Regions from separate parts of the Homo sapiens genome. Here regions 1, 3, 4, 5, 6 and 7 are each linked to region 2. Evidence: chromatin loops called from intact Hi-C (ENCODE). Cell type or tissue: Calu3. All regions are shown on one strand.

Region 1 (4,000 bases), 880 kb after region 2:
CACAGATACGACAGCTTGGGCACAGAAGGAGGGGGGAAAGTCTCTTGAGTAATCACCAAACTTCACACTTATACAGTGGGCCCCAGTAAAACAGTGGGCCCTAATAAGCACATTCCTTTCCCTTTAGGTGCACTAAGATAGGTAAGCTAAAAGCAGACTACGGCAGGTGAGCAGGTGGGGAGGGGACTGCGGGGATGCCTGAAGCTACAGGAAAATGTATGGGAGCAGACACAAAACCTCTCCCTCCCAGATAAGCAAGACAAAGAGACACAGACTAAAAGTTGGCTGATGTGGTCTGGGAATGGGGTGAGAGCTGATGAAAACTCTGCTATATACAGACAGCACACCTGGTCCTAACTGAACCGTGGGACCCTAGGAGGATAAGGCATCCCCTCCTCATGAGCCCCTGAACCCTTAAATACCCTTAGTCTGTAAGAGAGAAGGCTCCTGACCTAACTTGGCCAGAAGCCCCTCTCATGTTTATTCTCCAAAAGAAACCTGTCTTTGACTGTTGAGCCACTTTTCATGTTTCAGTCTTCTTTCTTCAACTCTTACACTGAGGAAAACCTTTTTAATAATGTTTAAATTTAAATGACTCATAAAACTACCTTAAATAGACTGAGAAACAGGGAGCTTACATTGTTCCCCATCATTTCTTACTCAGATCCCTTCTTCATCTGAATTATCTCTCTGTTTTTTGTCTGGCTCTATTGCTGCCCTAGGCTCTTCTCACCCCAGAATGCCACCTTCACACAGTATAAGCCCCAATTGAAAGCTCATGATGATAAATTCAAATGTTACATTTACACATTCTAGGTTCAGAAATTTTCCTGCTTAGAAAATTCCCATTAGCGCTTTCTCCTCTCTGGGTCACTATGAGAGCTTCCTCTTTCCTTTTTTCTTTTTCTTTCTTTCTTTTTTTTTTTTTTTTTTTTTTGAGACAGAGTCTCGCTCTGTCGCCCAGGCTGGAGTGCAATGGCGCGATCTTGGCTCACGGCAACCTATACCTCCCGGGTTCAAGTGATTCTCTTGCCTCAGCCTCCTGAGTAGCTGGGACTACAGGTGCGTGCCACCATGCCCAGCTAATTTTTTGTATTTTTGGCAGAGACAGGGTTTCGCCGTGTTAGCCAGGATGGTCTTGATCTCCTGACTTCGTGATCCGCCCACCTCGGCCTCCCAAAGTGCTGGGATTACAGATGTGAGCCATGAAACCTTCCTCTTTTCTTATTGCTCTACTCTCTGCCTCAAGGTTCCCCGAAAAATGAACTAATTTGTATTTTAACATAGATGAGAATTACAATCTATTATAATTTTGAATAAATAAAAGATTACAGGCAGTAGAAAAAATGCAGTTTCAGTATGAACTTAATTTTTCTCTCAAAGAGGAGAAAAAGAATGGGATGGGAGCCTATAGGGACACATTATTGCCTCTGCTTGTCTTCTGAGGCTTGTGGGTGAACTAAGAGTATGAAGCTACTAAAAGCTAAAATCCAGAAAGAAATAACCTTTCGTTAGGAGAAAAGTCTTTACTTTGGTGCAGCAAATTTAGTTCTTAAATGATCTTGGTGAAATAAATGACTAAATTTATTTGGGTAAAGAGGTACAAAAGGTGTTCTACTTTGTAAAGCCGAATGGTAGGTATATGTATTCATTTTCTTATTCATATATGTATATGCATATATCTATTATATTTTGTTTTATTAAGAAATTTATTTAAAAGTAAGCCAAGTCAGTTTTCCCAAACATAAATAAATATCAGAGCAAAAAATATTTTAATAAATCCTACATAGTTCTATTTTTAAACTGTAAACATTTAAACTGAAAACATATTGTTGGACAATAGAAAGAAAAATGGCTGCAGAAGGTAATATGGTCAGTGGGACTCTTATTTTTTCATGTTGAATGAAGCAGCCCAGGGAATGCTTCATGTGCTAGTGCACTCTGGCTTGTGTTAAGGAGTAAAAAAGGACTTGGGTTATAGTGCAGACTCAAGAAATGGTAACCTTGAGAAGGTATTTATCTAAAGTTTTTGAAGCAAGATTATAATATTTTTTGACTGGTGGGAATATCTGACTTCTTGTTTTATAGGAAAAGAAATGAAGACGAATTGTTTAAGGAACTTGACCAGTAACATTGATGTTCTGATTACAAGGCCTAGGGTAGAACCCAGGTTCTAGCTTTCAGTGGTCTATCACTAAATAGTTGTGACTAGAAGCACCTGCCCTGTCTCCTAATAGGGGTAAAATGTTAGTGAAATTAAAAGCTCCTAAAGGATGATCATTTTCTAGCCTAAAGTAAAGAAAGTTTTTACTTCCTGCCTAAGATCGGGTTGTAATGTAGATCTACTTGTTTTTTTTTTTTATTTTTTTCCTTTTCTATTTTAAGAATCAAATCATTATTAACACCTGTTTGTTTCAATGCTGCAGCGTTAGTCACGTTTTTCTGGTGAACAGTGACATCTGGTGGACACCTAAAAAAAAAAAACCCTGCCTTTGCTTATACAGTCATCAAAAGTTCCAGGAGCACATGAGCCTTCAAGAAGCATCCCTCAGGGAGCACAGGTTAAACTTTAGAGAGACTTGATTCCTACCATGGTATGGGGAATCAGGATAACAGAAAGAAGCCACCAAATAAGCTTCAGTAATGATCAAGAGAGCTTCGAAATGGCTAGAAGCCTCCTAAGTAATTTTGTTATAGATTTGAAGCTATTTCCCTCTTAGCTCACTATTTTCAAAGATGGTATGTTTACTTTACAGAATAAATGAAAATTATATATTCTACTTTTCCTTTACTTTTACTACAATTGAGACATACACGCAGAGAAGGGACAAGACACACACACACACACACACACACACTCAAAAACACATAAACACATACAGCCAGCACTTCACATTGGTAGGTTCCACATCTGTGGAATCAACCAAACTTGAATTGAAAATATTCAAAAAGAGTATTGCTTCTCTACTTAACACATATGCACTTTTTCTTGTCATTATTCCCTAAACGGTACAGTGTAACTATTATTTACATAGTATGTACACTGTATTAGGTATTATAAGCAAACTAGAGATGATTTAAAGTACACCAGAGGGTGTGCATAGGTTACACGCAGTTACTCTGGCATTTTGTATCAGGGACATGAGCATCCATAGATTTTGATATTCCCAGGAGGCCTTGGAACCAATACATAATATGTAAACATATATAACACATATATAAATATGTATATATTATATATAACATATAATATTTTAAAACATCCTATGGTTCTGCTTCTCTGGAGACTGCTAATGCATAAATTCCAAAAGATTAGAAACAACTCAAGATAAAGTATATTAAAGTACATATATATGTTAGGGGAAGGAGATTAACTGATAATAAAATTCAGTTACTCCTGGTGGAATGGAAGCACTGAGTAGAAAGACTTATGCAAAAATTACTTTTTTGTACCTTTCAGTTTGTATGATTAGGTTCATACCTGCTACACTGGTGAGGAAGGAGAATAACAGGGTAAATGTGTTTTTATGTTGAGATGAGTGAATCCAGCGCTGAACAGGCAAATCCATGCTAATTTTGCTCTTTATAGCCATGGCTTGTCAAATTCATCAGCAGCATTGTTTTCAGAAACTGTCTTTGTCATTTATCATTAAAGAAAATATACAATGCAAAACCGATATATAAATTTCTAATACCTGAACCAAAAACTGTACCCTTAAATGCATGTCAGAGTGACTACAATATATATTTTTTTAATTTTTAAAAATTTTATTGTGCTAAGAACACTTAATAGGAAATCTGAAGTATTGCTGACCATAGGCACAGTGCTGAACAGCAGATCTCTACAACTTACCTATCTTATTTAACTGAAACTTTATGCTCATTAATTAGCACTTGATTTATCTCCCCAGCCTCTGGCAACCACTAATCCACTTTTTGATGCCATGATTTTGACTTTTTTAGATATCTCATAGAAGTGGAATCATGAAGCATCTGTTAT
Region 2 (4,000 bases):
AATTGTGAATTTAGTTGTATCTAGTATTCTAAATAATATTTTTCAATACTAAGTGATAGCAGGATACTCAGATATTAAAAGCATGTTCTCTTTGTCATTAATAGCCTTGGACAAATATTTACCATGAGGGTTATTTTTCTTCTCTACAATGTGATGATAATGGTACCAGTTGCATTAGATCATCGAGAGACAACTCATGCAAAGCACTTAGCACAGTTCCTAATCATAGTTAGTACTTGGTAGATACTTGTTATAAAGAGAATTATTTCCAGATATATGATTGTAAGTATTTCACCCACTTTTATATCATATGTTCCAAATATTCTTTCCAATATAAAAGAAATATTTTAACAAAGCTAGTGTCTTCTTTAATATAGTCAACAAAAGAAACACCTGTGATCCTTAGGGGCAATCTGTAATGATGTATGTAGTTCTAAAATGTTAATATTGGTTAAGGGTCTCTTACACATTAAATTTTCTTGACTTTTTCATGAAAACATTTACAAATGTGTAAACAATGAGTACATTTGCAACTATTTGAATTTCAAAAGTAATCAAAACATTTGGCATCATCATTTTTTTCCTGTTAAAGACCAATTTTATGAATGTAACTTATGGCTTCTAGGAGGTTTGAAATTATCAATAGGGAAATAATTAGTAATTAATAAAATCAATTATATACTATATTATTTAATACATTAGTGAATGTTTATTATTTTATATATTACATATAATAATGAAAACTTAGAATCAGCTTAAATACCCGGAAGAGAAGATGGTTAAATACATTCGAGAACAAAGATAAAATACTACATAATCATGAAATTAATATTTCAAATGACTATTTAATGACATGTAGAAGGAATCAATGGTGAATTTTGTGTAAATGATGAGGGACAGAGAGGTGTCATAGGTAATTTCTAACTTATTGATTTGCAAAGTAAATGCATTGGGGTTGGAGATCATGAGCTCTATTTTGGTCCTACCTGAATAGATATGGCTGAATAAATTATGCAGGAGCTAGAGAACAAAACTGGGCTAAGAAGAAAATCAGTGGCATCAGCATACAGTGATAATTACAACCATAGGCACACCTGAGAAAATGTAGGGAGCTATGCTTTAGCTCTCCAGGAGAAAAGAAAAGATCCAAAAAGACTTCAAGGGCTTCAATTTAAAGAAAGCTGAAAGGTGAAATGTGGTTATTTTGATTAACATGGCATGTCACCATTCACAAAATAAAATGCACAACATCGCACTCGCTGTTTATCTGCAGTTACTACAGAGTCATTTTCCTATCCCTGTCTGGCATGAGTGTAATAGTTTGGCTCAAATAGGATGGATAAATAATTGAGACATGTTGATAGATATTTGATCAATGCCTGTAACACATGCTTTCCCACTCGTTGTAAAGTTCCATGCAGTGCATTAAGAGATAAGTAAATACATGCCTAATTCCAAGGTCGCAAATTCTCTACACACTTTATGCTGTGTGAAGTCTCTTGCCTAGGACTGGCTACTTTTGATCTGTTGTTTCATACACAGTCTTCATCTGTGCTGAGCCTGTAGATTAAAGCCTCACTTAAATGTCTGCCTGACTATTGTTGCTGCTTTTGTTTCCCCCAGACACTGATTTTCCAGAATAAATGATCTCATGTCTCCAAAGTGAGCTTCCCTTATACACAAATTTCATTTTTTAATCTTCTTAATTTTCTGAAACTTAAAAAAAATAAAAAAGACAAAGCTGAAGACAACATATTGGTATTTAAGAAACACTTTTGAAGGCAGAGAGAAGAAACAAGGGGAGGGGTCCCCTGTTGATACAAACTGCCCTGGAACCATTCTGTATTCATTCTTCCCCTCACTTAAGATGCAATCACAGTGTCTCCTGTGAGACTTAATTAAGCTACGGGCTCCCTCTGGCTGCCGCCTCCCATTTCTGACGTGCCTCATTCCTCTGAGAAACACAGAAGAATTTTCGCAGCTTTTCCTTCCTTCCTACTTTCTTTCTATTCCATTCTCCAAAGTATCAACCATTCTTGAGGATTTTGGAGGCTCTTTTTTTTCAGTAATTTTAAGAGAAAGAAGTGGTAAACAGAAGAAAAAAATGGATTAACACTGGGAAAATGTTACAAGCATGCAAATGGTACTAGGATTTTGTTTACTTTGTTTTCTCTTTTCATCTTGCTTCTTCAATAATGTATCTCTTGTTTTTATTTGGCAAAAAAGGTGTATCCATTTTTGGTATATCATTTACCCTCTGAGCTGATGATTGTTTTGTTTTTGTTTTCATTTCTGTTTGTTTGTTTTTAATATATGGGATTCTTCACTCCTCTGTAGCTTTAGACTTTTTAAAGAGAGGTGCAGATACCATCTATATTTGTTGAGCGCTTACTATGTGCTCTACACATAAGATCTTTATGTGTATCAACTAATTTAATTTTCATAACAAACACATTTTACAGTGAGGAAATTTAGGACCAGAGGAAATTGTCCCCATTCATACAGCTAGCAGTGAGAGATAGAATCAGGATTCAATGCTTGAACTCTGACACCTGTGACCTAGATGTTACCCACCATTCCCTGTTGTAAAAGTAGCTCCAAGCAATAACATTTGGTAATCAGCTTGAATGGTAATCTTATGTGAAGCTAAACTTCACTTCAGAGTAAGTTACAGCGAGTACTTCCAATGTTTCTCTCCAAACATATTCCAGTGAGATATTAACAGGTATTACAAGGGGAAAAGAGTTGCCCTGTAAGGCAAGTTTGAAAAGCTGAGATTAAGAAATACCAGTTTGCTTTCAGGTCTTTAAAACCCTTAATCTGGGCTGGGCACAATGGCTCATGAGGTCAGGAGTTGGAAGACCAACCTGGCCAATATGGTAAAACAACGTCTGTACTAAAAATGTAAAAAAATTAGCCTGGTGTGGTGGCACATGCCTGTAGTCTCAGCTACTCAGGAGGCTGAGGCAGGAGAATCGCTTGAACCTGGGAGGTGGAGGTTACAGTGAGCCAAGATCACACCACTGCACTCCAGTCTGGGCAACAGAGTGAGACTCTGTCTCAAACAAAACAAAACAAAACAAAACAAAAAAACCTTTAATGTGATAATGCACATGTAACTCTAGAGGTTGGATACATAATGCATTGTTTTCCAATCATATTTGATAAAACATACTTTTGGAAAAACATCAATTCATTAAGAGTTCAAATACCCATTTCAAAAACTCAAATTCAATTGTTTCTCCCTCTCTGACTAGCTCAAGAAAGTGCTGTTTCACACTAGAATATCCTTTCAAATCCTTCCCTCGCATCAAAAATGTTTATTCACAATGTGAGACTCGCTTTGCTTGAATAAGAATAAAAACCTTATTTTCAATTCTTCCTAATGTATTGTCACAGTATGTACCAAGAGAGTTGTTAGTTTGGGTAATACTAGGTACTATAACATATAGTCTCTAATACCTGAAATAAAACAAAAGTATTTCTGGCTAATGTCAGAGTTCAAAGCATTGCTCGATGTGCACAGATCACTGCTTTTCATGTGGTGATTCAGGTATGAGGCTTCTTCTGTTTAAGACCACATCTAATATAATTCTAGCTGTTGAAGGAAAAGTATGGGGAATGAACACCAACTTTTTTAAAAACCTTGGCCTGGAAATGACACACGTCACTTTGGCTCATATTTCACTAGTTTAAAAAAAAAAAACAAGAAACCACTAGTCGTATGTCCACTTCTAGATGCACAAAGACTGTGATGTACTGACTGAATAGCTATTTTTTAGGGATAATTTTAGAGGATATAAGTGGAAATACAAAACTGGGAAGACTATTTATCATCTCTACCATCAGAATTGCATATATTGGCCAATATTGCATCAATTTCTACATTCCTTTTTAACATGCAAAGCCTGTAAAGTGATACAGAAATTCCAAAGTTGATTCCATACATTTTTCAAATGATTACCACAAATAAAATGACCAGTTATTATCACTGCCATAG
Region 3 (4,000 bases), 670 kb before region 2:
AATAAAAATATTTACCTGAAATTCAAATTTCTGTATGTCAGTGACATAATATTTTATTTCTATTTGCTACATTCATTTTTTTCTAAAAAAAATTTGTATAATATTTTATGCTATGCAAATACTACAAGTTATAGTATAGTTTATATGCAAATACAGTATCTCATATATAAATCACTACTGGTGTTCAATAAATATATTAGTTGATTTTCATTTTATGTATTTAAATAAAATACAAATATATACATTTAGATACACATGTTATCCTACATTTCTGACAAGGTGTGTTTAATATATAAAATATGAAATATTAAAATATATTTAGGTAATTATTTCTTCTATTAGTTACAAATTGTGAACATTTCTTTTTTTTTCCTTTTTGCTTTTTGCTTTGCATAACTCTCTTGATTCATGCTGGGAAATTTACTTAACACTAATGTTGATTAGTTTTTCAAGGGTAAGAGAAGTAATAGTTTTCATTATCTATAGTAACCACATACATGCATTAAAGCACGTAAATAATACACCAACTAAAATTCTTTATTAAGGTGTTCTCTTACTAAAAAAAATTATGAATTAAAAGAAGTCAGTGAAAATCAACTCTGCGATTTCACCACTGTTAAGGTCCTTTTAATCATATACATAAGCCAATTATAAAAATGACAAAAGCCACAATGCTTTGTTTAGAAACATGATGGCATGTTTTCTTTATTAAGGTCATACTAAAAGAGGTGTTTTGGCTGTCTTTGAGTGTCATGTGGATACTTAATTTCATTTTTATATAGGTCTTTGTGACCTACTCTTCACAGCTACATCAACAATAAACATCTAATTTTAGTAACATATATTATAGTGACTGGTATCTGCAGTTTGACACATTGCTAATTAAATATTGATTTGTTGAATGAACTCTAGGCCGTCAGTATTTTTCTAATTGGAATAATGACTTTTCCATAGGTTGGCAGTTGTGTTTCTCTTTAAAAAATAAAAGACACATGGAAGTATTTCAAAAGTATAAATTATTAAGTGTATTGTACTTGAAGGTATGGTTAATAAATTAGACAGATTGTAATAAGTTCAGGCAAATTGCTTTTACTTCTTATAATAAATAGAGATTTCATTCTTCCAATACAGTTTGATAATGGAAAAATGCAGCATTTAATAGAAGTGGTATGACCTTTGGGTAATACTTTTTCTCAAGAGACCATACTCTGATCTCAGTGAAAAGTTATCCAATGGGATTATTGTATATCATATTTAAATTTAAGATCAGTAAATGTCTCAAAATAGAATTATTTGTCATTTTAAATGAGCATAAATAAATCTCTATCAATTGACTTATTTCTAACAATAGCACGTTACATCTAAATAGTATTCTCCAAATAATAAAATCTCTTTAAACAATCCTGAGTGTGGAAACCAATTAAACACGAGGAAAGTCAACAAATAATAGAAAACATTAAGAAGGTACCACAAGGTAGCTTTATTATATTTGCAAGAAAGCAGACCTAAGACATTATGTCCTATAGACAGTGTTGAAACAGTTATTGACAATAAATTGCCCTTTGAAGAATAAAATGAAGCTTAGGAAGCAGATGCTGCAGTTAGAAAAAGACATAAACTGATGACTGTGCTTTAAAGGGTTTTCCCAAATTGTATCACTTTTAATCCACATAAGAGGGATATGAGTTAATCTATTCTTTCTCCTTTTCTCATTTTTCTTCTTTCCTTCTATACTTTCTTTACATATCTTTTTGTTAATTTTATATTTTCATTTTGAGTGTTTCTTGACTATTGGCTAGATTAAACAATATTTTAAACTTCATGGAATGTAGCGAACAAAAATGCAAAAAAAAAAAAAAAAAAGAAAAGAAACACCTGTATTAGTCTGTTCTCATGCTCCTCTAAGGAAATGCCCAGGACTGAGTAATTTACAAAAAGAAAAAATTTAATTGACTCACAGTTCCACAGGGCTGGGGAGGCCTCAGGAAATTTATAATCATGGCAGAAGAGGAAGAAAACACATCCTTCTTCACATGGCGACAGGAAGGAGATGAGAGCTCAGTGATGGGGGAAGCCCCTTATAACATCAGCTCTCATGAGAACTTACTCATCATCATGAGACTAGCATGGGGAAAACAGCCCCCATGATTTAATTACCTCCCAGTGGGTCCTTCCCACCACACATGGAGATTGTGGTAAACTATGATTCAAGATGAGATTTGGGTGGGTACAGACTGAAACCACATTATCGGCCATTATAAGAAACAGTGTAATCATTCTTTTTAAAATATTACCTACATCTCACTCCCTAATCGAATCCCTTCCACAGCCTCAACAAAGAACACTATTCAAGCTTGAACCCAGGAGGCGGAGATTGCAGTGAGCCGAGACTGTATCACTGCACTCCAGCCTGGCCAACAGAGGGAGACTCCATCTCAAAAAAAAAAATACAAAAAAAAAAAATCAGATTTATTCCTTCACAATTGCATTGCTCTTCTTTATTTTTCCCAAGTATCTTGGTTCCTATATAAATATGCAGTTTACTTTGCATTTTTAAACTATATCTAATATAGGCATTTTTTATGAGTAATTTTTTACTCAATGTTTTTCCCAGTTTAACATAGCTAAGTAGAACTACTCAGTTTTACTATTTTTTTTTGCTTCTCAGTAGTATTTTGTTTATGAACATACCACAATTTATTTATCCATTATACTGTTTAGTAACACTTGTATATTTCCCAACTGTGGCTAGAAGAAACAAGATTACAATAAATATTATTTTACAATGACTTCTTTTAACACTGTCAAGTTTTAGGGGGTACATAAAAAGGATCCTCTGGATCTTACATTCTGATGGAGAAAACTCAAGCAAAAGTGGTTTGGTCACCACTTAAGAATATTTGCAGCTATTGACAGTTTAGTATACTGTTGTGTCAAGTATCTTAAATTATCTGTAGGTTAGAGAAAAGAAGGTCAGTTTTATTGTATGACTTGCACACTCTTCGAAGTTGTTGAAGAAATGCAACTCAGGTTCTGTTTGTCATCGGATAGGATGAAGACCCTTCAAGACTGGAGTTAAGGTTTTAGCAGATATTAGTTGGTTAATTTAAGATTAGCAAGAGGAAATGATTAATTTAGAATGGGCAACAGTGTCAAACAATATTTTATTGAGATGAATGAGAAAATGTCGATTCTTCAGCATTTCTCAAAAAGCTGTAACTCAATATTTCGGTATAATCTCAAATTATTTTCAGAAATCATTATGCCAGTTAAATTTCAATAAAAGCCTATGTGTTCTTATTGTGTTTCTATTTTTCCACACCCTACAGACACTTAATACTATTTTGATTTTATTTGCATTTCCCTAATTATTGATGAAGTTGTTCATTTTCTCAAGTATTATCATCCATGTTTGCTTGATGATTTCTGAAGAGCCTGTTCTAGGGATTTGCCCATTTGGGTTTTGCATGTTCAGTCTTTCTTATTTCCAGAATCTGAGTTGTTCTTTATATTGTTTGTTCAGGATATCTCTATCTATGTCATTATCTTTCTATCTATCTATCTATCTATCTATCTACCTATCTATCATCTATCATCTATCTATCTATCATCTATACACTGTTATCACAAATTTTGATGACTTCATACTTAATTTTCTTTATTATATCCTCATACAAGCAGGAGTTATTTATTTAGCTGTAGCCAAATATATTTATTATCATATTTTTATATCATATAATATTTTTCTATCTTGAATAATGGCGTTATCCTATATTGTCTTTTACATTTTTATTGTATTTTTACTTTTTCAATTATATATTTACTTATCAATACAATTATGTATTTAGTAATTTTGGATTAAATTTTTATGAATAAAAAAGGAAGATAACCTATTGCATTTATTTTCCAAATAGAAATAAATGGTTGACACAAAACTATTTATTGAGAAACATTTCCCCCATTCTGCAGCACCAGTTTCTCATAATAATTTTTCATATGT
Region 4 (4,000 bases), 1.0 Mb before region 2:
CATTATCTACTTCAAAAATGTTAATTTTTGTCCTCATGCTTTGGGGCACAATGGATTTAAAATATCTGGGATCCAAGGGTGAAATGCTTCAACCATGGACCCAGTGAATCAGAAGTGAAGACAGCTTAATAGCCATTTTGGGCATTTCATGTGCCAAATCAATATTACTGCACAAAATAATAGAATGAGAAAACAGAGGGAGAATAGAATAAAAAAAACAGTGTTTTATAATATAGCATTATCTTTTATCATATTAGTAAACCTTATTGAACATACATTTTAATTGAATACTTAGCATGTGGGAAAATTAAAGCTTAGATTTGTTAAATAATTTGGCTTGTGTCACAAAGCTAATATTTGATTTGATGGTACAGTGAGTTGGAGACTATATTGTCTGTTTATTTTGCCAATTTAGTTCCCTGTATACAACTGGAACCAAATGGTTGCTCAATAGCTCGTTGTGGAATTAAAACTAAAATTATTGCTCTTTTTCCATGACTCAAGAAAAGTTTTTTCATTTTATTAAATCATTGTGAGTGACAAAAAATACTTTAATAAAAAGGAAGAAATGAATATTTTAGTATGCTATTAATAAATTCTAGCTGTGCCCTTACTCTGTTTTTGAGAAAATGTCACATATTTAGTGATAATGCTAAACTATATGAAATGGCATTTGCAATAATCACTATATTACAATAAATAACATAGAAATTGTATAATAAAAATGAATGCTGCCACATTCTCGCCCACCTGTTTCTGTGTCATAATATTAGGATTGATGATGAAATATATAATTGAGCCAATATCACATCGTCTGTTAACCTGTGGTGCACTGCAAGCTAAAAAAATCTTTTTAACTTCCCATCAGTGGCAAGTGCATAATGAAGTTCAAAATAAAGTGAAGCTTTTCTCAAGAGACCTTTTCACTTATTCCTCTCTAGCCCAGTATATGTATTGCTCTTACCATACAAACTTTAAAAACCCAATCCTATAATTATTGCTTATCATAATCATGGAAGTAGCACGCTATTCTGTGAGCTATTTCATTGAGATATAAAAATGAGGTCCTGGCCAACTCATTATTGAAGGTCTCATGTCATAATATGTTAATATAAAAGTGTTGTTCTCTTGGTCCAGATCTGGCATCAATTTGTTAATTGAAAACCTACTCCCTGAACTATGCCCTCCTCCTCCTCACTGGAATGGATGGTTTAGGATGCACATGTTCATTTAAAAAGCTCTGGCCTTTTTAAGCAACAGAAAGTTTTGCAGGAAAGGTTTTGTGTTAGTGTGGAAATAAGCTAAATTTGACTTGGTCTTCCTATTTGCTGATTTGTACAAAATTCTTTGATCTTCCAGTGATAATATAAAATTAAGTCAAGTTAAGTTGATATTGGGTTCATTTATGTTGATAGATTGAAGTTATTTAATTATAAGTAATACTTTGATGAAGCAAATTTTCAATGTGACTAAGACAGGGCTTATGTCTAACAGACCATAAGAAAACAGGAAAAAATGTGGAAATTTGTTTCATTTATTTGTCTTACATTTTTCCACAATATCTTTTTTTTTTTTTAACTTTTAAAATTGAGCTTGCAACCAGTGATAAATATCACATAGGGAGTCCTGTTTTTGAGTGAGGTTGATAAAATTTAGATAAATCCTGTGTCAAAATAGAAAGATTAAATGGAAAATAGTAGAACAGAAAAATAACCATTGGAAAAAGTGCTAATAAACTTACAATGCATTGAAAGCCTGCATTGGGTCAGGCCCTCTAAAATAATATGTGATAGATAATTTCATTTAAACCCACAACAAGATTATCATTTCAGTGTTATTATAGCCCCTTCACTGTAAAAAATCTCCAGAAATATTAAGTTATTGACACAAAGTCAAAAACTGGTGTCAAAAACGGGATCTGAACTCCAATCTTGCTTAGCCACCAGGGGACACCGAGGAGACAGAAAAAAATGGAAAGCCACCAGACACCCTGCTTTGACTTACTGTATTGTTCTTAATTTTAGTAAACATTTACACGAACAGACACATTAAGGTCCTATAGGTTCTGGCCTTTTCTTGCTCATACACTTGAGAGTAATAACTTGAGGAATAAAACCCTCAGGAATTTAATAAACGTGGCAGCAAATCTGCCTGAATAGGCTGACTCAGGAGGTGCTTTACTTTGTGATAAGCATTCCTTTCTCCTGAAAGAAATGTTACAAGTTGTTCTTTGTGCCACAATAGCTTAGTAAGAATGGAAGTTATGAAATTGTCACAGATCTCTCACTAAGGTGGGGACATAGTGGTGAGGGGAGCAGCTTTTATAACTGTTTCATTACTAATTATGAAATGGGAATGGAACACTGTCCAAATGTATTCTGATAATACTTTCCCAAAATGTTTAATCACATCCCACTTGTATTTAAAAATAAACATCTGTAAGACACATTACAAAGTCTCCATTTGTAAAAGTTAAATAAAATGTTATATAATTTGTCTTTCTAAAAACAAATATAAAATTGTATGTATATGCTGTCACCCAAATTCATAATGTTAATGTTAAATTAGGTAAATAAGTATTATTTAAGATACATAAGTGTGTATTTCGATGTGTATAGGATGTAAAGAAGACCTATAGTCACCCTAGAACTTGGTCCTAGGGGTATTTTTTGGAAAAGTTGGCGAAAGAAAATTGATCAAGTAAAGAAAAGCTATTTTATTGGGACTTTATGGTATATATAATACTATATTTGTAATATTCAGTTTTGTTCCATGATTATTTTACAAACCTGAAAACATAACTTTTATAAAATTAAGAGTATTTATGCACATATCATGAAATTTTGCATAGTTCTACTTCTTAAGACTGAGCAGAAAACTTCATGTAATGGCAAAGGGAATTTTACAATTTAAGCATTGCATGTGTATATCTATGCAAAAAAACTTTACGTTCTGCACATGTACCCCAGAACTTAAAGTATGATAATAAAAAAATTCTACAAAAAGTATTCCTACATCAAACTTAAAATGATTATGACTAATAATATTTACAGAGATATTTATAAGTACCACATATCATGTCAAATCTTCAAGTTAAACTCTGATGTAAATAACTTTAAAAGTCACTTTTTGTTATAGAAAGAATAATCCTCCCCCCCACACACACACACTCAAAAAATGTCCATGTTAGAATATGTCACCTTACATTGCAAAGGGAAATTAAGGCTGCATGCAGATGGAAATAAACATGCTAATCAGTTGGCATTAAAATATATAGATTATCTTGGATAATCTACCTGGCCCCAATATAATTACAAGGGTCCTTAAAAGTGGAAGAGAAAGGTAAGAGATTGAGAGCCAGAGTGATTCGGTGTGAGAAACTCTGGACCAGCCATTGCTGGCTTTGAAGAGGGAGAAAGAAAGACACCAAACAAGAAATGTGAAACTAGCAAACGCAACAAAATAGATTCTTCCCTACAACCCCCTATAAAGAGCAGAGATCTGTAAACACCTTTTTAGCCTAGTGAGGCACATGTCAGGCTACAGAACTGTAAGGTATTAAATTTGTATTCCTGCAAACCACTAAGTTTGCTGTAATTTGTGACAGCAGTAATAGAAAAACAAACCCAGTAAGTAGGAAAGCCAACATTCCACTGTGGAAATCCTGAAGTCAAAGTTTCTATGCTTAATCACTGCAGTGTAACGACCAAAATTATGTATAAATCATGATAAAGGAATAAATTGATAACTGACATTCTGGAATTTATATAAAGACGTACGTTTTTGTGGCGATTTTGTGCTTTTTAAAATCATTTTATTTGTATACTAAATAACATTGCTACTTCTACCATAGCAATTGTATGACAATTGTACACATATGGATTTTTAATACACATAAAGGACAGTAGATAATTTTTCAGTAGGTGAACACTGGCTAAGATAATGTTAGGAAGAAAAATAGAAGTGATCATCCATTAGTAGGTAAACATATTTTATACTA
Region 5 (4,000 bases), 310 kb before region 2:
CATACTCTCACAGCTGGTTAACTGAGATCTGTTTTACCAAACATACTCAGTGCTCATACTCTTACCCTTCCCCTAAATCTTTTCAAAGAGTAGCAGAGAAATATTGCTTTTTAATGAAGTATAATTATGTCACATTTTCTTTTTTACCCCCAGGGTGCAGAAAAATGTTTCCTCTGTAAGCTCCATGACTGTGAAGCTAAAATTGGATCGTCTTAATGTAGTTTACAAGATTCTATATAGCTGTGCTGGCTTATATCTAAGGTCCTTTTTCACATTACTAATTAATTGTATTTAAAGAGTAGTGAGGGAGGCTGAGGCAGGAGAATGGTGTGAACCCAGGAGGCGGAGCTTGCAGTGAGCTGAGATCGCGCCACTGCACTCCAGCCTGGGCAAGAGAGCGAGACTCCGTCCCCCCGCCAAAAAAAAAAAAAAAAAAAAAAAAAGAATAGTGATTTTTCCCATTTCAGGACTTCAAGTTTTCTTCTTATTTTATCTAGACAACTGCTGCCTATATGCTTTCTTTTCTAGCTCCTGCTTGTACAGGGAGCACAACATAATGAAGAAGGGCACAGCTTCTACAACTGAAATAACAGGGTTCTACCATTTTCTAATCTTCGGAATGTTATTCAACCACTCTGTGTTGCAGTAGTTTCCACATCTGTAAGATGAGGATGATAATATTCTGTGTCTCACTGGTTCTTAATGAGGACTAAATGCTATAAGGCTTTTACTGAAATAAAATTAGCATTTATATTGTTTCAAGAATATATTCTAAATAAGAAAGACTAAATCATTACATGTCTCTGCAATCTAAAATCCTAACATATATTTTGGTAAATATTTAATAAGGACATTAAATGTATACTACATTGCAATAAGATGTTGATAATCCATAATGATGAATTTAATGTTAAGAAAATGAACTGGAAGATAAATTTATTCAATGCTATTTCAGTGAAATATGATGGACAGAATTCTGGCTGATAGTCAAATACACAATTTTACTTTTCTCCTAGCATAATTTCTGTACCTGATCTGTGCTTGGTAAATTTTGTTTTTATTTCTATTTTTCTTTTTTTTCAATTTTTAATTTTTAATTTTTTTAAGACATGGTGTCACTGTCACCCAGGCTGGAATGCAGTGGCACAATCACAGTTCATTCAGCCTCAACCTCCCAGGCTCAAGTGATTCTCCCACCTTATCCTCCCTCAGAACCTGGGACTACAAACACATGCCACCATGCTCAGCTAAGTTTAAAAGTACATATTTTTGTAGAGATGGAATCTTACTATGTTGCCCATGCGGGTTGCAAACTCCTGGGCTCAAGGGATCCACTTAACTCGGTCTCCCAGAATGCTGGGATTACAGGCATGACCCACATTACCCCGCCCAAATTTTGTTTTTAAATGAATGAGTAAATGGGTTTGTCTGGACAATCCTACCTAGTTAATCAGAGTATGTAACACACTAATAACTTTCAAGTAAATAAGTTGTTTTTAAAAGTCATGTGTCATCTTTGGTTTCATAATATACATTTTTTTCTGAATTTATATGCAATATATAAAACAAATATAATGTCTGCTAATTGTACAGAAAATATTTTAGATGGAAATCTGATAAAGATTTTGCTTAATAAGAGAATCAAGTATGGCATATATTTTATTTATTAGTTACAAAAGTATTAAGTTATAACCATAAATGTTCAAGAGTATACTTAATTTTACAACAAATGCCACCTATCTGAAGAAAAATACTTGCACTTAATTTTATTTTGGTCTTGTTTTTTTCCCACTGATGTGTGCATTCTGGATATGAGAGCAATTAATTTCTTTATAGACCAGTGCAAATTAAAGAATGAAGCTTTTCAAAAAAAAGGTTAGCATCTAATATGAACTGTTCCCAAATTTTGGCCTTGTATAGTTAGGGTTTCCATTATTTTAAATCAGCAGGGAAAGTGCTAATTACTCATTTAGAGATGCTAAGGTGGCCCTGGGAGGTCTATGAAAAGATATGAGACCCCAACTAGAAAACATAACTTCTACCAGACTTACTTGTTAGCAGTTCTTTCCTTTGAAAACCTCAGAAAGATTTCTGCAGTCAGTCAAGAAGTAGTCTATTATCTTTAAGTGGAAAAATAGCATTATTAGAATTCTAATTTTAAAACTTCCTTCATTAGGGCTAGGCATTAACCCCCAAAATCTGTTTGTCTCACAGCACCGGCTAGCAAATTCACCCAGGGAAAGGTGTCACTTGCAACTCCACAATTTGGGCCAAGACCATCTAATTGTGAGCACCAGCAGGGAAAGAGCAGGAAGAAGCTCTGAGTAGGTGAGCAACTTGCATCTTAAGGAAGAGAAAATCAAGCTAGATGTCAAGGGTGCTATTGTTAAGACCAATACTAATGAAAAAGGACAGATAAACAGAAAGAGACTAGCGTTGCCCAGTTTTTACCAAAGAAGCTCATTCTGAACTAACGTTATCAGTAATATAAACCAAATGGGATTCCTGAGAGGGTTCTAAATTCTTTACTCAATGATGTCATTTGGAGAGCTTTGACTGAAACCCTAACTTTTTCAGGGAATCTAATTCATGCTCTTCATCTGTCAATTCAAGACAGGACAATGCATCACCTTTAATGGTCTCTGAACCTACACAGAACCTGATTCCCCAGTCTCTATCTTGTGTTCATAAAAGAGCTGCCTTTGTCTTGGTCATGCTCAGAGAAGAGAAACCAGCAATTATACGCTCCAGGTGTTTGCATCTCTTCCCAGTGTATGAGCTCACACTTTGAACAGAAAAAGTGATGGAGCAGATCATAAAATATTTCCCTGAACTTAAGCTAGCATATGCTATGCGAAGCATAAATTGGAAAGAGGTAACAAGAATATGAGAAGACTGTCATTGGTACCAAGGTACAAGCAGAGAGAAACTACTTATCTAATATAAAATTATCTTTGGATTTGACAAAAAGGTATGGAGCTAATAGGGGAAGGTAGAAAAAAATGGCTCACACAGCTCTTACTTTTTTAATTAGGATTTTTAATTGTCGCACAGAACTGAAGTATATCATCTCAAATATTTTAAAGTGTACAGTTCAATTGGGTAAATATATTCACGTTGTTGTGCAACCAATCTCAAGAACCCTCTTCTTCTCACAAAACTGAAATGTGGAATTACGTTACATAACTCCCCATTCTCCTCTTCTCCTAGTCCCTGGCAGTCAAAGTTCTACTTTCTTTCTCCATAAATGTGACTATTCTAAGTACTTATGGCTGTAGAATAATTAGTTTATAGTATTATTTTTTGGTACTAGTTAATTTCACTTAGCATAATGTCCACGAAGTTTATTCCTACTGTAGCATGTGTCAAAATTTTCTTCCTTAAGAAGGCTGAATGATATTCCATTGTATGTATGTATGTACCACATATATACTACATCCATTTTGTTTATTCATTTTTCCATTAATGGACACTAGGTGTCTTCATTCATTTGTGTTGCTATTAAGAAATACCTGAGGTTGGGTAATTTATAAAGAAAAGAAGTTTATTTGGCTCATGGTTCAGCAGGCTGCACAAGAGACATAGTATCAGCATCTACTTCTGGTGAGGGTCTCAGGAAGCTTCCACTCATGGCAGAAGGTGAAGAGGAGTGATTATCACATATCAAGAGAGGAAGGAAGAGAGAGGGGCTGGGGTGCTGGGCTTTTTTTTTAACAAGCAGTTCTTTAGGGAGCTCACAGTGTGAGAATTTACTCATTACTAGGAGAACAGCTCTAAGCTATTAATAAGGGATCGGCCCCACAACTCAAACTCCTCCCATGAGGCCCTGTCTCCAACACTGCGGATCAAATTTCAACAGAAAACAAACTATATCCAAACCATAGTACTTGAATTGTTTTAGCATTTTAGCTATTGTGAATAATTTAGCCATGAACATGGGTGTACAAATATCTCTTCAAGACTCTGCATTTAATTTCTTCGGGTATATACCAAGAAGAGA
Region 6 (4,000 bases), 510 kb after region 2:
TAATAAGCTAAAGAAAGAGAATAGCTCTCTGCTGCAGAGAGAGGTCCTGGAAAAATAGGTTGCTGGATCTGTGATGAAATGCAGGGGCTTTTATAGATGAGCTGGTGGGGAGGCAGTGTCTGATTTATATAGCACACAAAAGACTGGTTAGACCAGTTGTGCCATTTGCATAGGGTGCAAATCTCTGGTAGCCCCCAACCTAATCTTTTATTATGCAGGTGGGTTTTCTGTTTGAGCTGGGCCATGTTGCCCATTCCTTTATTACTGTATACATGGTAACAAAAAAAGAGACGATAGAGCCTCCACGTTGGACATGCCTGGCCCCAAGGTAGCCCTTTTCTATTGGTACAACTGCCGACATTCCCCTATACAAGCTTCCAGCTTGCTTATCTATGTTTGCAGCTCAATTTTCAGGCTGCTCTTTGTTAGAAAAGAAATTATTTGGGGGGATGCTTTTTGTTAGAAGGGAAATTCTGCCAAGAACTCTGTTGCCCTCACTCTCTGCCTAAATAATTTATTTCTACCTCCTGTATCAAACCCAGAGAATTATGATTTCAGTGTGTGTGTGTGTGTGTGTGTGTGTGTGTGTGTGTGTGTGTGTGTGTTTTCCCCACTATGCCACAATTGTTCTAATCAGGTCACATTCAACAATTGGCTTTTCTCTTCCTCTGTCATGCAGTTGTATTATTTGGTTGCACATTTGTATGATTTGGTTTCTTCTGTCAGACTATAACAACCCTTGAGGACATGAAATGCGTCTTCTTTATCTCTCCATTTCTCTTTACTACACTCAAAGGAGCGAGCATGATGTTTCATAAAGTAGACACATTCAGTTATCATTTATCCAGGAATAAATGTATTTTATGGCATATAGGTAAATATTTTGAAGATATAACATGTTATATACCTCTTGATTTGTCTCGATGGGAATTATTGTTCTTAAGACTTCAGGAATTAAAATCAGTAGCAAACACAGCATCTTTTTCTTGCACGCTGGCCAAAAGTCACCACAAATAAACATCATTTTTTTCTTTGCTCTTGTTTTATTACTCTGGTATTTTGTTTTGTTTTGCTTTAACTTTCCAGGAGTGTTGAGTCAGTAGGCTGGTGGCTCTATGCTGTAGTGCAGTCCCTCGGTAAGTAAGCAACTGAATGAATTTATCACTAGGTATTAAAGTAGTCCACCAGACAGAGAAACTTAATAAATACAAAGTGCACCAATAAGCACATATTCCTATTTATCATGAACTCAATATTATTGGTTAGATCATTATTAATAGGTGACCTTAATTATCAAATTTATTGACATTTTGAACTTTGGAAAAAATATTGCATTGCATTTAGATTGTAGAATCTATGAACTAGACCCGGAAATGTATTCTCATTGCTCTGACTTTTCTTCTTCTATTCCCTCCAAACATCCAAATTTACTTTGGCATCTTCAGAATGTCTGGCAAGACTATAGCACTTAAAAATGAATGCTTCATCTTGGATAATTCATTTTGGATGTTGGACTTTGCTTGCTGCAAAGAAGCTTTTTAAAGTGTCTTACATATCTATCTTGTACAGATAACTGTAATATGGGAAAGTATTGAAAGTGAATGTTTTAAAGAAATAATACCTTTTTTTGAACAAGTCAAATTGTCTGTCCTTGAGGCTTTTTATCCATATGGCATGTCAAAACACTTCAATATCAATTGACCTTTCAAAGTTCGTAGTTATGCTCTTTTAGGAAGCTTTTGAAATTATGTAATACCCTGTACTACATTTTACCTTTTGTGCTTGCAAATTATGTGTTTATTGCACTTTTTTTCCTTTTATCTGTTTCAAATTGTATAGTGAGATATTAAAAAAATGTAACCATTTGAAGAAAAAAATTCAAAAGATGTCAGTTATTTGGAAGGAAAAGTAAAGAGATATGTTTTTAAAAATTTTTTTCTGGTCAATTTTCTCTAACTTCTTATTTATCTATTTAAGGGAGGATTAGAGTCTTTATTGAGAAAGGTAATATCTGGACATCCGAGCAATAATATTCTCTACAAAATGTTTTATTACTGTAGATGAATTCAGGTGGAGGATACTCCGCTGTGTTTGAGATATGCTAAATTAATTGCACACCAATTAATCTGTGATTTGGAGAAATCATTATTAGTTACAACACATTGCTTCTTCGATGAGAAGAATATGTGTGTGACATTTGCTGTCTGTATATCTCAGTAAGGACATGCATCATTGTACATTTGGCAGAACCTGGAAGAAATGATACATTTTAAAGCACTTCTATAATGGGACACTATAAATGTCTTCAGGTGCCTGTCTTTAGAAATTCTACCTGCTTACTCTAGCTGATTTCTTTGCATATAGCACCCCCTGCTTTCAGTAAATGAAAAATATGTACAACAGAACTTCAGTGAAGCTTTGTTTATGTAATAATTCTGATTTTTATTTCATATCTCCTGTGCGAAACATAAGCTGAAAGAAAAGGAGAGTTAAAGTGCTGACAATAAAGGTGATACACAGAGAACTCCCAGAGATTAAAACAAACAGGGGAAAAGGAAGAGGCCTACAACAAGGTTATGCATGCTTTGTGTGTCTTCATTGAACTAAACTGGTTGGCATGTAGCTGGTTAGGTAAATCTAAAATGTGATCACTGGAAAAATTGGCTGAATGCAGAATTCAATCATGGTGCCTCTTTGCAGCCTTGCATGTCATCATATTCACTCACTGAAATGATAGCCTTTGTTCCCCTGTCCAACCCAGAGTGACAGACAGCTGCAATTAGTAGCTGTGGGTGAAAGAATATGGGATTAAAAAATCAATGATTCCAGAAAAGAAGATTGGTGCTGACACTTTCTTTAATGTCAGGGGACCTGCAAAAGTGGAGCAATATGTGAGAAGGCTATGATCTTACTTTTGATTTTCTTTAAAGGCAGATTTTACAATGACTCTAAAAGGGAGGAAAATAAAAGTGTACAAAGAGAGAGAAAAGTTGAATAAAGGAGATAGACACTGGGGTAATTGTATATTTATCTAGGTGGTAGGCAAAGTTCTACCTGTATTCTTCCCACCTTCAACAATTTGAGTGGTATTGATTGTTCTCTTTTTGTCCTTAGCCCAAGTTAAGGGACACTAGAGAGCTAGGACAGCATAGTTGGGGGATGTGGTTGGACATAGCAGAGGGACACAGTATATGGCCTCCTGTTCATTGCCCATCTTGTGTAATTATCTTACTAGGCTTCTCCTGAGCAGGACACATAGAGGATAATATGTCAAATATGGAGGCAAGAAGCAGGTGGTAAATAGGTAATAAATGTAGCAAAGAAAAAGACAGAATGAAGAAAAAAATAGGGTTAGAGATGTAAGAAGAAACAGAGAAAAGATGAAGTAAGTATTTGAGACACAAAGGAACTGCACGTTTGCAGAAAGTGCAGTGCTTTAAGAGCAAAGCTTTCGGGATGAATGCTTTCACAATCAGCGTGGCTTTCTCAGTGATATTCAGTCATTAGCTCTGCTTGGCAGTATCAAGCAGCCATATGTAAAACAATGAGTCCAGATAGAAATTATATTTTTGTTTGACATCATTGCTAGCAAGAAATTGTCAAAGGGAAACCAAAAAAAGTGCATGTAATCATCATTCTTGAATTCTTTTCTGCAGTGCTGGTTGCTTAACAGTTTCAAAGCAGTTCACAATGATAATTCTTCAAACTTGTTTTCCTCCCTCTTCCATTTTAACATCTTTCCACTAAATTAGTTTATTCAATTGCCTTATTAAATGCTGTTCCTTCAGAATCCTTATGAAAGCCCACACAAATACTTCATGGAAAGCTCCCTTTTTGTTCTACAATATACCTGAAACTCAGGTACAATGAGTTCTTGCACCTATCATTCTGAATCACAGTCATTCATTTTACTAATAGTGAGTTCTCAAGGATAATGTCTGTCTTATTCTGCGTTTTGTCCTTATGACTGGGATACAGTAAGCATTTAATCTGTACAGTT
Region 7 (4,000 bases), 1.2 Mb before region 2:
AAAATAATATTAACAAAATAAATAAATAAAACTAATGGCAGAAATACTTAACATTGTATAGAGAGGGTTATGGTTTTAAAATTTAAGACCAAATCAAAATGGATTTTCAATCAGTTTCTTTTGGACAACGTTTAGATATTCCTCTTTTTTTAATTGACACATCTCACCTTTCTAAAGTTAAAAGACTAAAAAGTGCTACAATTTGATAATTTTGTAAATTGTGATACACTGTAAAGCAAAATGCTAAGAAATATAACATCTTGTCCCAAACTTATTTTTGTTCAAGTGCATCAGCCATAAAATTGAATTCCTGATGTTCTCTCAGTTATTTTAAAAGTAACAGGTAGGCCACTAAACATTCAAAAATGGTATTGTATTTGACATGTAAATAAAGATTTATTCATTGTTAGTACTATACTAAAAAGCAATTTGATATTCTTGCCTAAGTAGAAAAATATATCGAAATCTAACAGGCCTGGCTCACTACTGAGGAGTCTGGCTCTTGGTGAAAAACCTGCATAATTTTTCAGTCCCAGCCACAGGCAATTGCAGAGGCTTTACCTGACAGTCCTCAAGGAAGGTAGTCACCCTCTCTGGAACAGACTTGGTGCACAGTCAGCACATTGCAGTCTCTAAATTAGAGAGTTGCAGTCAAGGACTCAGGCAAACTGGCAGATCACACCCTTTCCATATTTAAACTTCTATCTCCAGCACCTCCATTTCTCTTTCTCTTTTTTTTTTTAAACCACCACTCGGTTTTTATATTTTCAATTAAACAAAATATAAAAAGAATCATGTAGCCATAACCCAGATTTAGCCATTGTTAATATTTTTGCCACAGTTTATATTTTTTTCTGAAGTATTTTAAAGTAAATTACTTAATAATACTTTATCTCTAAACATTTCATATGTTGGAAATAAGGACATTTTCTCAAATAACTGCACTATTAGTATCACATCTAACAAAATTGACATAACTTGCTGATATTATCTGATACTCAGTACCAGAAATGTTTTCTACAGCTATTCAAAATGGGATCCACTAAAGAATCACTCACTGCATTGGCTGTTATGTCTCTCAAAATAGAAAGAACACACAGTGTCTTTTTTCCCCCCAGACATTATCTTGTTGAAAAGACTTGTCCTGTAGAATATTCGACTTTCTGAGTTTGTCTAATGATTTTTTCATGGTGTCATTTAAATTTTCCTTTATCCCCTGTTTTTTCTATCAAGTGAATCTTAGCCTATGAAATATCCCAGCACCTTCATTTCTAGAGTCTCTTCGAGGCCTGGCAAGAGTCTCTTCAGATGTCTCTGCTGAGGCCTCCATATGGGTGAAGGAGGGAGAAAACAAAGACGATTTTCCCCGCTCTGATTCAGCACCCAGCAGTTTCCACCCCTAGGCCCCACTCTGTCACATACCTCTCTTCAGAGTCTCTCCTCATGGTCCAATGGTTATTTCAATCCACAATCCACAGGTAAAAATGGAACAGAAGGAATCGGCGTTTCTTTTGGACAATTACTTACACCATCACGATAAGCACTTAAAAGATTCTCTTTCATTTTTGGCTTGTGGCTTTACTTGCTACTCTGATACCTGGTACATCAAGTTTCTTCCAGCTGAGCTGAGTTTCTGACACCTACCAAAACAAAAATAAATTCAGAGGTATACACCTTTTCATAGTTTGTATTGAAATACTATTGCTTCTATTAATAACAATATGTAAAGTAAATAATGTATATTACTTCATTAATATGTATAGGAAAATCTTCATTGTAGATACAATAGACTTTGTAAAATTCAATGACATTTTTGAAACAAATGGGATGTTAAAACAACATACTGAAATGAGAAAGGTTTCCTTGTCCCCCTAGCAGGACGTCCAATGGAGGTGTGACTCACTCCTTCAGTGCCCTGCTCCTCAAACCTCTAGGGGAGCATACAGGCAGGCAGGCTGTGGGGCTCCAACCCCACGGCAGTGTCTAGGGGTGAATGTTTACAGCTCCTGAAGCCCCAGTGGGTGTATGTTACAGGGTGCTCTCTTAGTTTGCCATCTATAGGCGGCCTGTATTAACCAGCTCAATTAAACCCCCTTCCTTATTACAAGGACAGACGGATTTCTGTATCCTGGGGTTTCTTGCCTTAGTGTACCTGAAGAATCAGGTCACATGTGGGCTTGGAGAATGAGTGCAAGGCTCTCCGCTAATGGGGGAGCCAGAAGGGAGATGGTTGTCCCCAGAAGCTGGGCCGCTAGATGGCCCCAGCTCTCCTCCAATAGCCCCAGTAAATTCTGCCTCGTCCCACCTGTGGATGGCCTGCCAGTGTGCAGGGGTGCTCTTCAGCTGGCGTGCTCTCAACAACCAGCCGCTTGAGTGTTCTGCCGCCGATGCGTTCCTCACGACGCCCAACCACTTCTGTGTCTTCCCGCCAGGGTCTTGGGTTTTTATAGGCCCAGGATGGGGGCGTGGTGGGCCAGGGTGGTCTTGGGAAATGCAACATTTGGGCAGGAAATGCCTGTCCTCACCTAGGTCCCCGAAGGCGGAGCCCTAGCCGGGGAACAAGACCTCCCCTGTTCTGCACTTCCGTTCCGGCTTCCATATCATTTAAAGGGACCACACTCTTCCCTTCCCATTCTGGCTTAAAGTTAATATATTAATTCTTTAACCCATTCTGGCTTAAAGTTAATATATTAATTTGAATGTTTTTGCAAGAATCACCTATATTGGAAATATAAATATGTTCCAGTTTTTTAAAAGGGAAATGCTTTCTTATTGAGAGCCACATCTATGATCCTCACCCACTTGCTTTTTTATTTATTCAATAAATTTATATTCAGTATCTAAAATTTGCCAATTGCTGGGCTGATTACCAGATACATAACTGTGAGGCAAGACAGAAAATATCCCTTATCTCATAGGTTTTATATTTAAGTGGAGTATAGAACACAGTTTGTTGAAATTCAGAAAAACCATATTTTTATCAATCCAGGCAGTCACAAGTGTGTTCAAATTCTAGGGGAAGAAACAAACCCTTTACCTGCATGGAATAAATGAATAATAATTTACACCTATATTTTTGTTTGTTTGCTTGTTTAATTTACTATCATAGTATTATTAAGGAAGTTAAAATTACCAAATTACAGGATTGAAACAAAAAAGTTTTTGTTAGAAGATTTTGGAAAAACTTATTTATAACTAGGCACCAGATATGAAAATTTTTCTTCCTGTAACATTTTTCTTAAATTTCCCACTTCAGAAGGATCTGTAAAAACAGGGGAATGGGATTATATACAATATGAGTGTTAATATTTTCCTGCCCCATCTATCCCAGGGCTTGATCCATTGTCTCATTAATAAAGCTGCATTGTGACTGGGACATAGGCTATGGACACAACAAGATGGACTCACTGCCACTTTAAAACACGTTTTTGTGTACATTTATAAATGCAGTAAATCCCATTGATTAAAGGATATATATATAGATGTATATGTATATGGATTAAGATGTATTAATATGTATATATCAAGATATATACATATATATATGGATTAAAGGATTCTCTGATTCTCTTCTATTTTTAGGCTTGTTGCTTTAATTGGTTACTCTGACAGCAGCCAATTCTCCAGTGGCTCAACTCTTTTCCAGCTGAGCTGAGTTCCTGACACCCACCAAAACAAAAACAAAGTCAGAGGTATATACTCTTTCATACTTTGTATTGAAATAAAATTACTTCAAACAACATGTAACCTAAACAATGTATATTCCTTCATTAACAATTCTGTGAAGAAAATTATTCTAGATACCATAGATTTTTTTTAGTTTGATGACATTTTGCAAAGGAATAGAATGATAAAATCCAATTGCACTCTACCGTGCAATAATTTCTGTAGCTCTTGCAATAAACCTGTGAGGTAGGTATTACAATCATACCCAGTTTACAAATGAGGGAACTGAACCTCAAGGGGAGAAGACGATGGTGCAGACAAGAGCACTAGCTTT

The links. Hi-C counts contacts between places; a loop is a spot of excess contacts. Peaks named below come from ENCODE experiments on the same cell type or tissue, not always from the same donor. Only the 100,000 strongest peaks of a DNase experiment are listed, where the experiment ranks them.
Region 1: it touches region 2 in a loop (3.0-fold over the local background); 6 of 110 quality-filtered maps call a loop at or near these places.
Region 3: a loop joins it to region 2, with 2.7 times the contacts of the local background. A loop is called at or near these places in 6 of 110 quality-filtered maps.
Region 4: it touches region 2 in a loop (6-fold over the local background); 3 of 110 quality-filtered maps call a loop at or near these places.
Region 5: it touches region 2 in a loop (2.9-fold over the local background); 3 of 110 quality-filtered maps call a loop at or near these places.
Region 6: it touches region 2 in a loop (4-fold over the local background); 3 of 110 quality-filtered maps call a loop at or near these places.
Region 7: a loop joins it to region 2, with 12 times the contacts of the local background. A loop is called at or near these places in 2 of 110 quality-filtered maps.

Annotation. Positions count from the first base shown.
Region 1 is chr1:187,050,262-187,054,261 of GRCh38, reverse strand. No RefSeq gene overlaps it. Among named protein-coding and RNA genes, the nearest start is that of LINC01036, 41 kb to the left of the region's middle. In Calu3, a CTCF peak has its summit at 2,443 (motif pointing left); a DNase peak (open chromatin) is centred at 2,471.
Region 2 is chr1:187,926,406-187,930,405 of GRCh38, reverse strand. No RefSeq gene overlaps it. Among named protein-coding and RNA genes, the nearest start is that of LINC03121, 290 kb to the left of the region's middle. RefSeq lists an enhancer at 1,659-2,160. In Calu3, no CTCF peak of the experiment used is centred here; a DNase peak (open chromatin) is centred at 1,925.
Region 3 is chr1:188,593,144-188,597,143 of GRCh38, reverse strand. No RefSeq gene overlaps it. Among named protein-coding and RNA genes, the nearest start is that of LINC01035, 310 kb to the left of the region's middle. In Calu3, no CTCF peak of the experiment used is centred here; no DNase peak of the experiment used is centred here.
Region 4 is chr1:188,936,298-188,940,297 of GRCh38, reverse strand. All of the region lies in intron 1 of LINC01035 (long intergenic non-protein coding RNA 1035), which reads right to left. Among named protein-coding and RNA genes, the nearest start is that of LINC01035, 33 kb to the right of the region's middle. In Calu3, CTCF peaks have their summits at 1,742 and 1,941 (motif pointing right); a DNase peak (open chromatin) is centred at 1,957.
Region 5 is chr1:188,240,996-188,244,995 of GRCh38, reverse strand. It overlaps the pseudogene LOC100421343. Among named protein-coding and RNA genes, the nearest start is that of LINC03121, 25 kb to the right of the region's middle. In Calu3, no CTCF peak of the experiment used is centred here; no DNase peak of the experiment used is centred here.
Region 6 is chr1:187,412,338-187,416,337 of GRCh38, reverse strand. No RefSeq gene overlaps it. Among named protein-coding and RNA genes, the nearest start is that of LINC01037, 29 kb to the left of the region's middle. In Calu3, a CTCF peak has its summit at 2,379; no DNase peak of the experiment used is centred here.
Region 7 is chr1:189,148,182-189,152,181 of GRCh38, reverse strand. It overlaps LOC105371657 (a long non-coding RNA gene), which reads right to left and starts at 2,419. Exons shown (of 5, transcript XR_002958413.2): 1 at 2,306-2,419; 2 at 1,423-1,640. In Calu3, a CTCF peak has its summit at 2,260 (motif pointing right); DNase peaks (open chromatin) are centred at 1,941 and 2,411.